Regions from separate parts of the Mus musculus genome. Here region 1 is linked to region 2. A link is a loop called in an ENCODE intact Hi-C map of the cell type or tissue named here. Cell type or tissue: heart. All regions are shown on one strand. Each heading gives the region's core, and the rest is flanking DNA. Links, peaks and the distances in the headings are about the cores only.

Region 1 (2,923 bases), core at 144-2,643, 190 kb after region 2:
ACCTATTAGAAAACATACTTCAGGGATTCAAGTCAGGAGAAAGGAGGCTACAGTAAACAGCCTTCCAAGCCAGAAAGGAGAGGGCAGAACACTATTGGCTGGGGGAGAGGGGCAAAGACAGATTCAAACATCATTAAGAGCCCAAACCAATGAACCTGCCTGATTGTCAAACGACTCTACTGTCTCTGGCCCGGGCAGCTAGGGATGCTACTGATGGTGATCTAATCCATGCTTTAACCTTGCCTGTGTACATAACCCTTAGTTCCACACAGTCCATAGAGACCTCAAATTTGACATAAATTAAACCTTTCTTCTTGCTATTCTCTGCTCATAGCCTCCTATGTGCACCCACAGTGTCCTAACAATGTTTGTGACACAAGGATGAAAAAAGACTTTGGGGGCAAGGAGAGAAGAATATTGGGGTGCATCAGTAGCTAATGGACAGAGGAAATAGAAAAAGTCATAAAAGTTGGAAATGAATGGCCAAAGAGGTATGAGGGGGCCAGCAACGTGGCTCAGTGGGTAGCGGCGCTTGCAGCCAAGCCTGAGGACCTGAGTTTGATCCCTGGGACCCACATGGTGGAAGAAGGCAGGAGAGTGGTCCTTCCTCAGGGAAGAGCACTCCAACTGGTTGCCTGGTACCAAATGGCCAGCCCTAAAAACACACATACAGATAATACTATACCAGCTGAATAGATTGTTTATAGGAATACATATGTGTATACATATACATGCATGCATGCAGTTAATGAAAAAGAGGCCATGAACTTGAAGAAGAGCAGAGAGGATTACATAGGAGAGCTTAAAGAGAGGAAAGGGGACAAAGAAATGAAAATTAAATTATAATCTCAAAAATCAAACAAACAAAAAGAATGGACTCCTGAAGGTTGTTCTCTGACTTCCCCATGAACGCTGTGGCACACGTCTTTCCTCCTCCCACCAAACGTACATGCATATTAAAGAACTATAAATGTCATAAACTTTGTTAAGTAAGAAGGGTGCCAGGAGAGATTACAGTCAGCAACGTAAAGTGAAGACACAGAGAAAGACTGAGAAAGCCACCCACCACTCAGCGGTGTGAAGTTCACCAGTGACCTTTAGAAAGTGAGGCGGACCCCCACACGGTGATGAGCTGAATAAGATGAATTACAATCATGACGCATCATAACGTAGCTGAAAAGAGATTTTTGATTGGGTAGAGGCGAGGTAGACCCACGGGAAACCCAATTTAAACCAAAGGCATAAGGAGTGCAGAAGCGCACAGTGAACAGGGGGATTCCTAATGAAATCCAATTCCTAGCCAAATAAAAACTGAATAGCTACAAAGATAACTACAAAGATAGGGGTGTCTCTTTCACAAAAAAGACTGGAAGAAAAAGTTTCATGCATGCCTCTGGAAGAAGGGCAACGGCATTTTCAACAGAAATATTAGAACGGCGTATGAATCTGTTTCTGGAAGCCAGAAGCACCAGGGACCATTTCCCCTCTTTCTAGGTTCCCTGGAGTAGGTGAAGACCCTCCTTTAGGGATCTAATCTTTTTGCTTCTGAATTAGCTGAGAGCCACTTTTGCCAGGTGTCACTGCGCCACCACGTGGCCACTCTCAGAAGTAGCGATTTCCCCTAGTACAGCGGTTCTCCACTTTTCTAACTCCGCGACCCTTCAAATGCAGTTCCTCACGTTGTGGTGACCCCAACCATAAAATTATTTTTGTTGTTATATCACAACTTTAATTTTGCTACTGTTACGAATTGTAATGTAAATGTCTGTATTTTCCGGTGATCTTAGATGACCCCTGTGAAAGGGTCATTCGACTCCTGAGACACACTTGTGCACGCACACACTTTCACACGCACGCATGCATTAGAAGCTGGCTACTGTGTTGAATTACAGAATTCTGGGGCTGAGAGTTTAGATGAGCTTTATTTTGCAGTGAAAACAGAGGAGCCTTGCTTAGGTTTTCAAATTTCTTACTTTACCCTCGTGGATACTGTAGGCATCTCTAAGTGCCCGCAAATGAAATGAAAGCACATACAAAATCATAGCTTTATGTTTTTATTAGGTGTGTTCTTTGATGCTTTCATGTATGTATTTGATGCATTCTGATATCATCACTTCTATAATGTTCCTCATCTCCCTTCAAACTCTATGAGTCCTTGCCCCTAATAACAACACCCCCCCCCACCTTTGGAAGATCTGATGTTCTCACTGAAACCCACTGTAGTATCTACCTCTGTCTTAAGTTCAGTATGTTAACTAAATGCCGAGAGACAAAGCTTTGATCTCAACTTAATCTTTAGCAACAATCATTCTGTTGTGAGAGAGACACAATATCTTGTTTTAATCTGAGTTACAACAAAATAGCAATTTTACAGTATGCAAGCTCAAATGCAATGGCAAAACAGGAATTAAGAGTCAGCCTAATAACATAATTAGAATGTGCTAATTGGGTGATGCAAGACCCCAAATACAGCAGCAATCAAACCTCTTACATTGGAGCCCTCCAAAACACAAGTAACCTTGGCTGTTTGACACACTGTTTGAGTGATAATTAAATAATTTTTTTGAGAAAATCAACACTTTAATGCCTTTACCGTTTGGCTTTTCTCCCTTGGTTGTTTTGTTGTTGTTTTCTTTTCTTTCTGAAAAGTAATAGATGTAATTAAAGAAAATGTATGGATTTCTTGTGGAGAGAGAGAAATAAAAACCACTCAAAATTCCACAAGGCGCAGCATTAGTGTCTTAATGTTTTAATACTTTCAATGCTTTTAAACGTTTTACTAAAATATCAAGTGTGTATATATAAGTATGTATGTACATATATACCTATGTACCTATGTAGGTAGGTAGGTATATAATTAGTTAAGTGTTCTGAATGTCTTTGGAGCATGACAAAGCCTCGGTACTTCTGACTCACTGAGGAG
Region 2 (2,923 bases), core at 249-2,748:
GGAGCTATGAGTCCCACCATGTGTACTCTTTGGATGGTGGTTTAGTCTCTGGGAGCTCTGGGGGTACTGGTTAATTCATATTGTTGTTCCTCCTGTGGAGCTGTAAACCCTTCAACTCCTTGGGTCCTTTCTCTAGCTCCTTCATTTGGGACCCTGGGCTCCTTCCAGTGGATGACTGTAAGCACCCACATCTGTATTTGTCAGGCACTGGCAGAGCTTCTCAGGAGACAGCTATACCAGGCTCCTAGCTGCAAGCACTCACAAACCACATGAAACTCAAAAAGTAAGACCAAAGTGTGGATGCTTCAATCCTTCCTAGAAGGGTGAACAAAATACCCATGGAAAGAGTTATACAAACAAGGTGTGGAACAGAGACTGAAGGAATGACCAGCCAGAGACTGCCCCACCTGGGGATCCATCCCATAGACAATCACCAAACCCAGACACTATTGCGGAAATAACTTTTTAAATGATAGTTTTATTTCTACTCAGTGTTAGAATTGGAATTTGGTTCCAACATGGTCCAAGTTTGAGAAAATTGACCATCATGTTATTTACTAATGTTTGCTAAATTCTAGTAATATATTTGCAGGTCTTTTTAAAAAATATATTTATTTTATATTTATACATTTTTGCCCACATATATGTATGTGTATCATGTGTGTCTGATCCCTTGAGGGTCAGAAGATGGAGTTGGATTCCCCGGCACTGGAGTAATAGGCAGTTGTTAAACACCACACTGTGGCTGGGAACTAGACTTCGATCCTTTGCAAGAGGAACGCATGCTCTTACTTGCCAAGCCATCTCTCCAGCCCCCAGCTGCAGCTTTATTTCAAGTCTATTTCAGAATAAACACATTTTGTAACTGGGAATTGTGTGTGTGTGTGTGTGTGTGTGTGTGTGTGTGATTATAGCTTTGATTTGATGTTTTAAAACTCCCACCTAGGTGCGATTGACAAAACTCGTGTATCTCTAAAATGGTACCTATGTGAAGTCTGCAGTGTGATGACTTCACGAGAACCGTGTTGTTTAAACCACGCATCCTCACTCTTCAGCTCCTCACCTCTCTGACTTACCCAGTCGTTATATCTGCAGTAGGACAAAACTTAGTTTTAGATTTTATTTAGTCTTATAAGTTGTTTTCTTACTTGGAAATAATTTGGAATGCATAGCGTCTTACAGCAGCCGAGGCTGGCTGTGCATGCACACAGTACTTCCTCTTGCTTGAGGAAAGACTTTTTTCCTTCTGAACTTCCCTTGTAGTGGCTTCTGTCCCCCCTCCCGTGTTTCTGTTGGCTCTAAGCCTTCTCATTCCTTTGTATGTTTGGCCTGGTGCCACGATGACAGCGAGTGCTTAGCAGTGTTCCAAAGGAAAACTCCACCTCCTACACCCACGGGGCTAATTACTATAAAACATGACATTGCATCGTTCATCCATCACTTGTGGGTATCTGCTTTCCCCAGTTCTCATTCCATCAGAGAACGAGTTCTAGCCTCATGGAGGAAATGCCTTTGAGAGAATCAAGTCCTCAAAGGGCAGAGAGGTGCAAGAAGTCATGGCTCTTGTGCATAGTGGCTCTGTTACTGATGTTGCTCTGTTCTTTGGGTACACTGATCTATACTTCACTCAAGGTAAGGTGGTCATAGAGTCTACAGCTGCTAATTATATCATATAAAGGTTATTTATTTGTTAGTCTGGTTATTATCACTGCCATTCAGCATTGCTAGAGGTAGTGGGAAGGAAGACATTTGACAGTACAAACAGTGTAAGCAATTTAAGCCTTGTAATGACATGGCTCTTCAAATGTGTTTTTATTCATCGAATGTTTTAAGACAAAAGACACTAGAAAATACTATATATTCTCTGTAGGTGTGAGCTAGATAGAACTACATGTTTAAACTGAGCCTTTAGGTGTCTGTGGAAGTTCTTTTGTCCTTCCTGGGACTCTACTAGAACCTTCTTGATTGGCAAAGAAAAGACCTGAACCATGGTACTAATCTTCGGGTAACCCCAGACAAGCTGTAGTCTCATTGGGGGAAGAGATACAAAACAGTAATGGGGGACAGTGACAGGAAGCAACTGCATGCTGAGGAAGGGCATGGTGTCAAAGTAGAAAAAAAGGAAATCCTGGGTTCCAGTTCTAGATTAGCCTCCCCATAACCAGCTGTGCAAATTTGAGTAAGTTGTATCGTTGTTCTGATTCTAGTTTTTAGGTCTGCAACATGGTGATAAGGGAATGGCTCTGTTTACTTGGCATCCTGCTAGCTGTAATTATAGCGCGCAGTAATTGACCTAGGAGAAGGATAAACCATATAGTTGTGGTTTATGAGGGGAATAACTTTGGGCTTGGGTGACCAGGGAAGGCTTCATGGAGGAGGGAGGAGCACATGTCTGTTTGGGAAGCCCCTGATGGTTATCAGGAATTTCCCATTGAACTCTAGTGTAAATTGTGGGTCTAGATGGGATATGAACTGGAAATGTATATCAATTAGGTTTTTCTAGAAGTGTTCTCTCATACAGAACAGCCAGGGCTGCAGAGAGAGAGAGAGAGAAAAAAAAACAGCAAAAACCAAACCAAAACAAACAGACAAAAAAAAAAAAAAACAACAAAACAAAACAAAACAAAAAAAACCAAAAAAAGCATTGACCAGAAAAGCCAGAAAGGAATCAAATATTAAATAAGACATTATATAATTCAAGGGTTGGCCTATTTATATTAAAATATACTAAATCTTGGGCAGAATTAAATGACGCATAGCTGTGTAAGAAAGGGTTGTGATGTGAGCCCAGGAACATTTTTCTAAAGAGACCAACCAGAGATGGTCTTAAAGGTATGGTTCTATATTGGCAAGATATTGAGAAAAGATGCAGGAGGAAGTAATGCACTGTTGATTCGAGGTTACTTAGTATGGTACTGGCTAA

What was found. Peaks named below come from ENCODE experiments on the same cell type or tissue, not always from the same donor. Only the 100,000 strongest peaks of a DNase experiment are listed, where the experiment ranks them.
Region 1: a loop joins it to region 2, with 2.3 times the contacts of the local background. A loop is called at or near these places in 2 of 42 quality-filtered maps.

What each region holds. Positions count from the first base shown.
Region 1 is chr1:161,686,159-161,689,081 of GRCm38, forward strand. No RefSeq gene overlaps it. Among named protein-coding and RNA genes, the nearest start is that of Gm31869, 80 kb to the right of the region's middle. In heart, for the core only: CTCF peaks have their summits at 1,600 (motif pointing left) and 1,801; no DNase peak of the experiment used is centred there.
Region 2 is chr1:161,493,216-161,496,138 of GRCm38, forward strand. Tnfsf18 (tumor necrosis factor (ligand) superfamily, member 18) reads left to right here and starts at 1,442. Exons shown (of 3, transcript NM_183391.3): 1 at 1,442-1,632. The coding sequence starts at 1,498. In heart, for the core only: no CTCF peak of the experiment used is centred there; a DNase peak (open chromatin) is centred at 1,316.